2 separate regions of the Homo sapiens genome follow, and region 2 is linked to region 1. Evidence: chromatin contacts called from ENCODE Hi-C or POLR2A ChIA-PET data. All regions are on one chromosome and are shown on one strand. Each heading gives the region's core, a stretch centred on a gene start or an enhancer-like site at or near the end of the contact. The rest is flanking DNA. Distances are from core to core; before and after follow the strand shown. Region 1 overlaps PLCB4 (phospholipase C beta 4). Region 2 holds the start of LAMP5-AS1 (LAMP5 antisense RNA 1).

What was found. A loop is a pair of places that touch in the nucleus more often than their neighbours do. ChIA-PET counts read pairs that join two places held with the same protein, here RNA polymerase II (POLR2A). Pooled maps may share reads with other maps.
Region 2: a map of GM11168 shows a loop between it and region 1 (2.1-fold over the local background). The contact joins the promoter of LAMP5-AS1 here to the enhancer-like site in region 1. A Hi-C loop is called at or near these places in 1 of 168 maps with a recorded cell type or tissue (GM11168), 24 of 37 single-sample maps with no recorded cell type and 5 of 50 pooled maps. POLR2A ChIA-PET finds 5 or more read pairs at or near these places in 2 of 52 experiments (WTC11 and naive thymus-derived CD4-positive, alpha-beta T cell).

What each region holds. Positions count from the first base shown.
Region 1 is chr20:9,406,431-9,411,635 of GRCh38, forward strand. PLCB4 (phospholipase C beta 4) reads left to right here. Exons shown (of 40, transcript NM_001377142.1): 22 at 1,487-1,628; 23 at 2,203-2,287; 24 at 2,627-2,751; 25 at 4,607-4,658. Among named protein-coding and RNA genes, the nearest start is that of LAMP5, 110 kb to the right of the region's middle. Within about 2 kb of position 2,286, at least 2 of the 41 ENCODE cell types and tissues checked have a DNase peak (open chromatin) inside an H3K27ac peak, as active enhancers do.
Region 2 is chr20:9,511,736-9,516,940 of GRCh38, forward strand. It overlaps LAMP5-AS1 (LAMP5 antisense RNA 1), which reads right to left and starts at 3,263. Exons shown (of 5, transcript NR_109957.1): 1 at 3,029-3,263. LAMP5 (lysosomal associated membrane protein family member 5) reads left to right here and starts at 2,855. Exons shown (of 6, transcript NM_012261.4): 1 at 2,855-3,181; 2 at 3,718-3,890; 3 at 4,265-4,396; 4 at 4,521-4,626. The coding sequence starts at 3,118. RefSeq lists an enhancer at 3,790-4,374.

The sequences.
Region 1 (5,205 bases), core at 1,036-3,535:
AGTTTGATAATTTAGAATGCTCAGATTGTTAAGTGATCAGTTAAGACAAACAAATTGACCATTTTTTTTTTTTTTTGAGATGGAGTCTCACTCTGTTGCCCAGGCTGGAGTGCAGTGGCGTGATCTCCGCTCACTGAAAGCTCTGCCCCCCGGGTTCACTTCATTCGCCATTCTCCTGCCTCAGCCTCCCAGTAGCTGGGACTACAGGTGCCTGCCACCATGCCCAGTTAATTTTTTTGTATTTTTAATAGAGATGGGGTTTCACAGTGTTCACCAGGATGGTCTCGATCTCCTGACCTCATGATCCACCCGCCTCAGCCTCCCAAAGTGCTGGGATTACAGGCGTGAGCCACTGCGCCCAGCATCTGACCATTTTTTAACTCATGGATTACATCATCCAACTAAGGAATTTATCCAACTAGATTCACTTTATGCAGGAAATTTAGCTTTGCAAAGTTCTCAGCAAAAATATTGATCACTTTTGAAGGTATTTTTGTTGTTGGTTTTATTGTTGTTTTTTCTATCAATAAATAAACTAATTTGTTTTCTTTTTTCTGTATGCAAAGTAATGCAGTTTCAATATGTCCTATGCAGCAAGTTATTAGGTTACTTTTAAGATTAAGTGCTTTTTAAATACTATAAACCACGTATGTATGTTGCTTACATTCTAGAGTGCTACAGTGAAACATAGTCCCCAAAGAGGCAGCATCATTAGCACCTGGGAACTAGTTACAGCAATGACTGGCCTCACTGCAGACTCACTTCAACAGAAACTCTGAGTGTGGGGCCCAGGAATCTGTTCTAGTTTAAAAAGTCTTCCAGGTGATTCTGATGCACGCTAATGTTCGAGAGTCACTATTTTTGATGTTGTGCCTCAATTTGTAAAAATATGATGCTATATCTATTTCATAGCATTGCTGTGAGGTCCAATATAGTAATTTCTTTTTTTTTTTTTTTGAGATGGAGTCTTGCTCTGTTGCCTGGTCTGGAGTGCAGTGGCACAATCTCAGCTCACCTCAACCTCTGCCTCCTGGGTTCAAGCGATTCTCCTGCCTCAGCCTCCCAAGTAGCTGGAATTACAGGCTCACGCCACCACACCCAGCTAATTTTTGGCATTTTTAGTAGAGATGGGGTTTTGCCATGTTCGCCAAGTTTGTCTTGAACTCCTGGCCTCCCAAAGTGCTGGATTAAAGGCATGAGCCACCGTTCCCGGCCAGTAATTTCTTGAATAAAGTCCCTTAAAAATCTAAAAATGTCCTACAAATGTAAGATAAGCTTAATATTTTATGATTACCTCCTTTTGCATTATTCAGAGCTACAACAGACACTAACTTCTTAAAGTATCCTTTAGCATAATTGAGGAAGAAAAAGCCTTTACCTTTCAATTTGTGTGTGTGCAATTATCTTTATTAAGGAAATCTGCAGCACGTATCCGTGGGTCCTACTGAAGTCATCAACTTATATGTTTTCTTCCTTGTGCTTGTAGGGCCTGGTCACTGTAGAAGATGAGCAGGCGTGGATGGCATCTTATAAATATGTAGGTGCTACCACTAATATCCATCCATATTTGTCCACAATGATCAACTACGCCCAGCCTGTAAAGTTTCAAGGTTTCCATGTGGCAGAAGGTAACACCAAAGGTTAAATGCAGTCGCCTTTTTTGCTTGATTTTCTTTTATGGTGCTGATGAGCTTTTATCTAATTTGTTGCCATTTTTCTTTGTGGGCATGGGGGCTGTTCCACCTCACCTTATTTTTGTTTCACAGACCATAGAAGCCACCTTGGTATGTGGTGACATTACATTGTCATTCACGACTTCAACCACAAGGTGGCGATGAGAGACTATGGATTTGTTAGTGCTGGGCATGTAGCTTCTTCTGTTCCCAAGTGCATTCACAAGACTCCTTTTAATCAAAAGCTGGTTTTCAAAAAAACATAAGAAGTATTTAAAAACTTCATTTCTGGGCTAGAGAAGCCATCGTAATCATCATTATCATCAAAAATTCATATTTCGGTGGTGGCTGAAAAGACAGATGTCTCCATCCACAGGATGTCAATGAAAGTAGGAGCTACTGACATGATAATGTAGCATTAGCCTCCAAGGCCTCATGATTCAGGGTGTAATTGCATTTATTTATTGCTGTTTTTCGGTGAGGGTTTGATGGCAGAGTTCCTGAATCCATCTTTGCTTTTCTTTTACAGAACGCAATATTCATTATAACATGTCTTCTTTTAATGAATCAGTCGGTCTTGGCTACTTGAAGACACATGCAATTGAATTTGTCAAGTATCCTTATGTATCAAGTGGAATGAGTGGTTGACTCACGTTGGTTTGGCAAGAGCCTCTGAAATAGATAAATGGCTAATATCTCATTCTGGTGGTGGAGTTCATAAAATGATATGTGGGAAAGACCATGGCAGCTGTGACAATCTGCCCAAATGAAAATTGTTTTTATAATCCACACAGTGAACTGTGATCTTAAGCATCATTTGTAAATGTGAAATCTGCTCTGTGCTGTCTACTTGTTTGTCATTGTTGGCCTAGACCTTTGTTGTTTTAGCTCTTTGTTGTTTATTTTTCTCTGCTGTAGGACTCTTTTTTTCTGTTTTCCTTAATAAGTTACAGTTATAACAAACGGCAAATGAGTCGCATTTACCCCAAGGGAGGCCGAGTCGATTCCAGTAATTACATGCCTCAGATTTTCTGGAACGCTGGCTGCCAGATGGTTTCACTGAACTATCAAACCCCAGGTAGGAGCTGATGTCCAGTGACCCCAAATTCCATGAGAACACTTTGACAGGATGGTGCCAGCACTTCCCATCAGTTGGCTGTGGGCATTTTTTAAAGGAAGCAGACATATGGCAAAGCAATGTGTTATTGGATTTATATAATGGTGAGAAATAAAAAAAAAAAAACCAAAATAGAGCAAACAATGGTAGAAGATAATGTGTTGTGATTGGAATTTAATTCCTTTCATAAATGCCATGACTATTCCTGCTAACCATTATCCCATATTCCAAAATATTTCTCATTTTTCTTCCTTTTGGATCAAAGTTGTTATCTTTGTTTCCAGAGGCAGAATTAAGTGAAAAGAATTTGAGTATCTTTGTACAGTAACAGCGACTCATTTCTCCTTTGGCAAACACCCTGACCACTGTGAACATTCAGCAAATATGACTGATGCAGGGGCACTTCACTAAACAAATACAGAATATTTTGAAGTAAATGCCACTAAAATGGTATATAAGGAGTTACATATTTGAAGAGGTACTAATCTATAACTTGGTCCTCCAAAGTGTACTCAAAGTCAGGTTTCCAATATATAATGACTTTTTTTTTCTGGAAGGAAAAGAGTAAATTTTTATAATTGATAAACACATTTTTAAAATTTTTGAGGTTTGCTTAAGAGCCTAGGATCACAGTATCAAGACTAGAGGTAGCAAAATAGAAATAGAATAGATAGAAATATGCCACAAACCCTCTTCACTGTAGATGGTCAATTCTACAGCATGGTTCTTACAACTGGTAAAATAAAACAAAACCAGAAAGCTCTTTTTTCCTTCAACTCTTTGCTATTAAGAGAACTGCCCATGCTTCCCAATTTGAGGATTTTTTAAAATCTATTTTGTATTTTAAGAATCCCTGTCACTTCGTTCCCTGCTATGTGGATTGAGTGGAAGATCCTTTGACTTTCATTCCTTTGGCATGAGTGTGAGCTGACTGTGCTTCTCATGCCTTGAAGGAGCCTCCCCAGTGACCAGAAGCTCCTCCTACTGGAGTCACCATTCTGCATGGGGTCCCCACAGTGCTTGCTAGGTTAGACTGTGACGTGATAGCTACCAATACAATCCTGAGTGTTTCTAGCTGGGGCCCAGTAACAAGGCTCTGATGACTTCACTTACTTAAAAAAGCCCAACTTGTGTTCTCAGTTGTCAGTGAGTCCATAATATGGATTAAATGGCTAACCCAGCTTATGTTTTATTCTATAATATTAGGTTTAAACACAACATTTTGAAGAGGAAAAAATATCCATCAGTTTACCCATTTCTTTTGCGGATGGGAAGAAAGAAAAAATGTTATTCACTTGCAAGACAGAAGTCAAAAGCCATGTGCTGCCAGTGTAGACCCCACTAGAGTAATTCCCCCTGCCTCCCATCCTGGAAGCATGCCACCAAGTTTTATGCGATACTTACCTAGTTCATTTTCCAGTCTTTTAAATCAAGTTTCATATTCACCCTCCCGGGTATCTCCAGGGTTCCTCTGCCCAGGGATCCTGAGACCCATCCTCTCCCACTGTAGCAGGTTGGATATCTCTACTCTCAATACTCATCAAACAATGGTGTGACTCCTATATTGAATCCAGTTTTAAAAGTGACCTTTAGCATGATCTTTATGAAAACACATTTTATGTTTAATTTAAATGAAACATGAGGTCAATTCAACATGGAAGAGAGTATGCCTTAAATAGACCAAGCAGAACCTTGTAGTATTAAAGAGGGACCTGTGGGCCTAGGAGCAATCTGATACCTATTGTTTCAAATCACCCCGTCAGGGTCTTTTTTGTCTAGGAAGACAAGATGCTAAATTATTTTTGTCTCTTGACAGATTTAGCGATGCAATTGAATCAGGGAAAATTTGAGTATAATGGATCGTGCGGGTGAGTAATATGATTTAAACTGTTTTCACCTAGATTGAGAACTCCATACTACAGCTCTAATGAAGCCATGTCATTTTCAATTAGGGGCTACAGAATTTAAGCTGGGTTTGAGGGATGGAATAGAAAGAAATGAAATACCTAGAGAATATTTGCACATATACATTCTTCATCTACCCCATTTTACTAAGCAGGTTTTGGGTTTTTTAAATCACAAGTGAAGCAGTTCATACATATGCTACAGTTTAATCCTCTCACTTTAAAATCAATAGTGGAGGATTTTATGTCTGGGACAGGTAATAATCCCTGCACACTTGGACATTAACTGGAGATGTAGGCATTAAATATGTGCATTTTACCTAGGACAAATCAAATAATGAAGTTAATTTCATATGTAATGAAGTTGTGGGTGTCGAGCTGAATTTCATTCAGTTGGGAATAAACCTTTGTCCTCTACTGATTCTTTTTTGTGTCTTGTAAGTAGCAGTTATCAAAGAATAATGCTGTGAATATTGTCCTAGTTTCCTTAAATAGCACTCTTGAAAACTGT
Region 2 (5,205 bases), core at 2,013-4,512, 110 kb after region 1:
ATTCTTCTCATCCAAATTGAAAGTTCTATGCAAGGGCCTCTTCTTGCCCTTTTATAAAACAGCAACCACTCAATGGCATGAGATTCATAAAGGCTAATTCAGTAAGTATCCATATGAATTGAAAAACAGCCTTTGAAGGACCTAGAAGATCTAGAGGAGATCCCAAATCCAGTGTGTTTAGGTCACACTGCACCCTAACAGTTTCTACTGACCACCAGCAGCAATAATAAAAATTGACACAGTTACCACCCACACAGGTGTACATATTTATGTCAATTTCTCCTACCATCTTTTAGACTTGAGAAATGAAAAGTAGAGCAAATTCTGGGGAACATTGTTAATATATTAAAATGCAATTTAATGGCAAATTTTGCTCCTTGATCACTTCTTTGCTTATTTTAGAGAACCAAAGAGTTTTTTTCCAGAATGATTAGAAAGATATTTAATTAATGTAGGTGAAAGTTGTAGGTATAATGACCTAACTCCTATTGCAATGTATCACAGTGGATAAGATGATAAATTAATGGGCATTTGTTAGCCATGTTTAAGATTAAATATTAAAAAAGTCATTAAACTGATTGTGCTTTGAAAATAATCCCCCCAGAAAAAAAGAGTTAAAATTGCTTTCTTTCTTCTTTCAACCCATTTGAGTACTCTAGGGTACACTCTCCAGTGTCAACAAAGAGATCATTTATATCAGGTATAATTTTCAAAGGAACAACCATCTCATTTGTAAATCAACTACTACATTTTAAGATCAATGACCAATGCTACTACTCACCTAATCTTTTATTATTAAGGCAGATAATCATGAATTAATTCAGTTGATCTTTTAACAACTTATATAGTGAAGATATCTGCAATAACATACTGCAAGAGAAATTGTCAAAATCTTTTATAGGTGTCTCTCCTACTTGTGTAATGATAAATATCTTTTGGTTTTCAAAGCATCAAGCATACTGGAAGTAGTAAGTATTCGGTTAATGTTTATGGATCTATTTGTACTTTGTTTATTTATACTCATTGGCCCATTTGGTTTAACTAGCCATCCCCTGAGTTATTTTCCCAATTTTTCAGATGAGAACAAATAAAATCTTCAGAAGGTCACAAAAATAATAAGTAGTGAATCCTGGACTGAAATCTACTCATTTCTGTCCTCATAAAATACTGGAGAGAGAGAGAGAGAGAGAGAATAAATACTTTATTACATGTCTCATTGTTTTCCAGTTTTACAGTACTACAGGAAAATAAGTGTTTAATAATAATTGCTAACATGAAAAAATGTAACACATACAAATGTTATCTCTTCCACTTTCAACTGATGAGAACTGACGTTTTATCAATCTTCTGTATAAAATCATTTCTGTTAAGTTCTGTAAAATTTGCATCAATTCTTCTATATATAATCATCTTTGTAAAGTTCTTGAGAAATGTTTGGATGAAATACTGAACTACAAACATAAAAGTCAAGATGTCAAAATATAATGTCAATTTTAATATTACTTTATACTTTGAATTGCTAGTGATCTAATGATTGATATAGGAATATGTTTGAAAGCCAAAAACATTATATAGATACTTTGTGGCAGATATGTCAGAATGTGATTATACTTAAAACAGCATTCTATAAATTTGAAGAATGTGAATTAATGATAGAGATTTCAGATTTCAGATTATTATTTGATATTGAATATAGATTTTTATGGAAGTCAAAATATGGAGTAAAAATATTATATAAGGAGAAATGAAGATAATCTCACAGAGTTAAAGCATGTGATTTTTGTATTTTAATTCTAACTGACCATGTGACATTTGGGAAGGTCATTTAATTTATTTGAGCCTCAGTTTTGGGGTATGTAAAACCACAGTAACTCATATCTTTCCTTGCCTACCCTCTAAGATTGGGGAGAATCAAATTAGATAATGCAGGTGAAATACTTTGCAATTTTCCCTTTAATATGACATTGTTTTATAACATTATATTACTGATGCAACATTTATTTGCATTATGAAATATCTTCTAAGGAATAAAATATTTGGACATCACTACAATTGATGAGGACTGCATGTGTATTTTTGAAAGCTGTATTCTGATTTACAGAGCAAAAATAAAAAATAAGCAAGCTACCAAATATGTAAATACAGGAATTAGCCCAGTAGTATTTGTTCTTCTGTTCCACTACAGGCTTTAGAGTAATATCAGTGTGTGTTTTTCTTACATAACTATGTGACATTACTTAGGGCATAATTCTAAAATTTCTGTCCTAGGAGACACTAGATAACTCTCAAAAACTTCTGATTTGCTTGCATCCCTTTTTGGCAGAGTGGTCACAGTATAATGCGGGAGGGTAGGTGACCCCAGAGTTCAGAGTCCTCATGCACCCGGGAGCAAAATTCACAGGAAAATAAGCCCACATGGAGCTACTGCATTGTCTGATGGCCTCGTTCGAGGAGGCGTCAATTTAACTTTAAACCCATGAGCTCATTGAGAGCAGGGGAGAGAAGGGGATGTCTCCAAATTCAGGAAACTGTTGCCATAGCATTTTCCCTTCTCTATTCCTGCATAGCCCTCCTCCCCCGAATCAGCAACAATTTTTGCTCCACCGTTTTCTTTCGGGAACCAGATGCGTTTTCAGAAGACAGTACTCCAGTGATAAGGTATCTACACCACTTAATAACTGTACCTGGTAAGGAGATTTAATAAGGCTGAGGGTGGTATTAAGTTTCTCAGAACAGACTCATCTTTGCGGATGCAGTTGCAGAACAGGAAACAGACCCAGGGAGAAGTTTAGTCCCCCCAGATCTCATTGGCCCTCCGCACAAGCCAAGCCACAGCCACTCCTGCCACACAATCGGATTGCTTTCAGCACTCGCAGCCGTGGACCGCCGTGCGGTCCTTTCCTCCGCAGTGAGCCGATTTGCTCTGCCAGCAGCTGTCGGTGCCGCGCTCGACACCGAGTCCTAGCTAGGCGCTCACAGAATACGCGCTCCCTCCCTCCCCCTTCTCTGTCCCCCGCCTCTCGCTCACCCCGGCCCACTCCAGCGGCGACTTTGAGGGATTCCCTCTCTGGCGGCCTCTGCAGCAGCACAGCCGGCCTCATTCGGGGCACTGCGAGTATGGATCTCCAAGGAAGAGGGGTCCCCAGCATCGACAGACTTCGAGTTCTCCTGATGTTGTTCCGTGAGTAGCGATTTGGCGACTGGGAGAGAGGACGGGCACTCTTTGCAGAGAACAGAGCCGGCAAAGTAAAGTCAATTAGCTTGAGATAAAAAATATGGCCCTTAATGTTTTGCGGTGTTTTTTCTTTTTTTCTTTTAGGGGAGGAGGGAGGGCCTTCCTCGCCGGTGGCAGGGAATTCCCCTGAGAGCCATACACCTCTGTGGCATATTCCAGACAGAGCCTAGACAGGCCAGCTTCGTGAGGTCAGAGCATTGGCAAGAAATATTTACTTTAAAATCCCAAGATGTAGAAAACAGCCAGCTATATTACAAACAAAGTCAGGATTTTTAATTTTTTTAACTGTATTTTCATTATAAATTAACAGCGAAGGAATGAGGCTTGTTAGACCCGGGTTAGAGAAACGGCTCGTAGAGCGCACAGCTGCTGGCAGAGAACTTTGTCACTCCAAAGCCTGCAGAGCACTGTCTCCCCACCCTAGCGCCCGAGACGCGTGGGCTGAGCCCTGAACTGATGGAATTGTTTTGTTTGTTCCGCAGATACAATGGCTCAAATCATGGCAGAACAAGAAGTGGAAAATCTCTCAGGCCTTTCCACTAACCCTGAAAAAGATATATTTGTGGTGCGGGAAAATGGGACGACGTGTCTCATGGCAGAGTTTGCAGCCAAATTTATTGTACCTTATGATGTGTGGGCCAGCAACTACGTAGATGTAAGGAATCTTTCCCCCCCCTCAGCTTGCTCCTAGGGCTCCAGGGCGAAGGGCACCCTTCCTCAAGGCTCTTCGAAGACCTGGGTTGCCCGCCTTCTTTCCCACACCCCGGCAGGCTGCTCCCGAATGCTGCATGGGGATTCCAGCTTGTAATGCCTTCTGTTCCCCTGCCTGCTTTGAAAGTAAACCCCCTTCTCTCCGCTTCCCTATCGGGGCTGCACGTAGAGCATCTAACCGCATGTTCCCGGAACCTGGGATGCGCGCGCGCAAAGGAGCGCCCAAGCGTGCAACCCAGAGTTTGGACGCGCCGCCCTTTACAGCCCCCGCCCCGGGGCCGGGCGAGCTGAGGGGGCGCGGGGCGTCTGTGTTCCCAGCTGATCACAGAACAGGCCGATATCGCATTGACCCGGGGAGCTGAGGTGAAGGGCCGCTGTGGCCACAGCCAGTCGGAGCTGCAAGTGTTCTGGGTGGATCGCGCATATGCACTCAAAATGCTCTTTGTAAAGGTAACTCCGAGCCCAGCGGGCAGAGGGGCCGCAGGCTCCGCGTGGGTGTGGGAAGTGGCGGCCCCTAGGTTTAAGAACCCAGACGCTGCGGGGACGATTGAAGCGCACCTCCCCGGCTCAACAGGAAAGCCACAACATGTCCAAGGGACCTGAGGCGACTTGGAGGCTGAGCAAAGTGCAGTTTGTCTACGACTCCTCGGAGAAAACCCACTTCAAAGACGCAGTCAGTGGTGAGTGGAGGCTGGCATGGCTGGGGAGGGAGCCTGGGAACTCGCAGAACAGGCTTGGAGAGAGAATTCCTCAAGGTTTTGGAAACCGTCCCACGCTTTGAGGTCCCAGGCCAAGTCTTCCCTCGGCTTGCTCTTTAGGGCGGAAGAGGCGGGAGCGCCCATGAGTCTTCTGGGTCTCAGGCCTTGTAGATCCGCCAGGAACCGCAGGCGTGGGGACCCAAACGTCACCCGTGGCCTGATCCTAGATAAGAAGTCCCTTGAAGGCCTGTCGTTCCCTGGTGCTTCAAAACGACCTCTTATGATTTGGCCTTTGAAGGACCACGGAGAAGGGCAAAGCTGCATTTTAATTTTCTTCCGCATCCTGGTTTTGTTTCTTATGCGCTAAAACTGCAAGGGGGCAGTGCGACTTTCCTTTTCAGTCAGGATGTGATGGCCTTCAGTGTCTTTTTGCGCATGGCAGCATGGCTCGCACGGGATATTCAGTCATCGACTGCAGCTACCTGACAGTGGATTCTGCACCATGTATAATTTACTAGCGTTTCTGGCCCATCCCTCCGACAACTCAGCCAGATCCTCCTC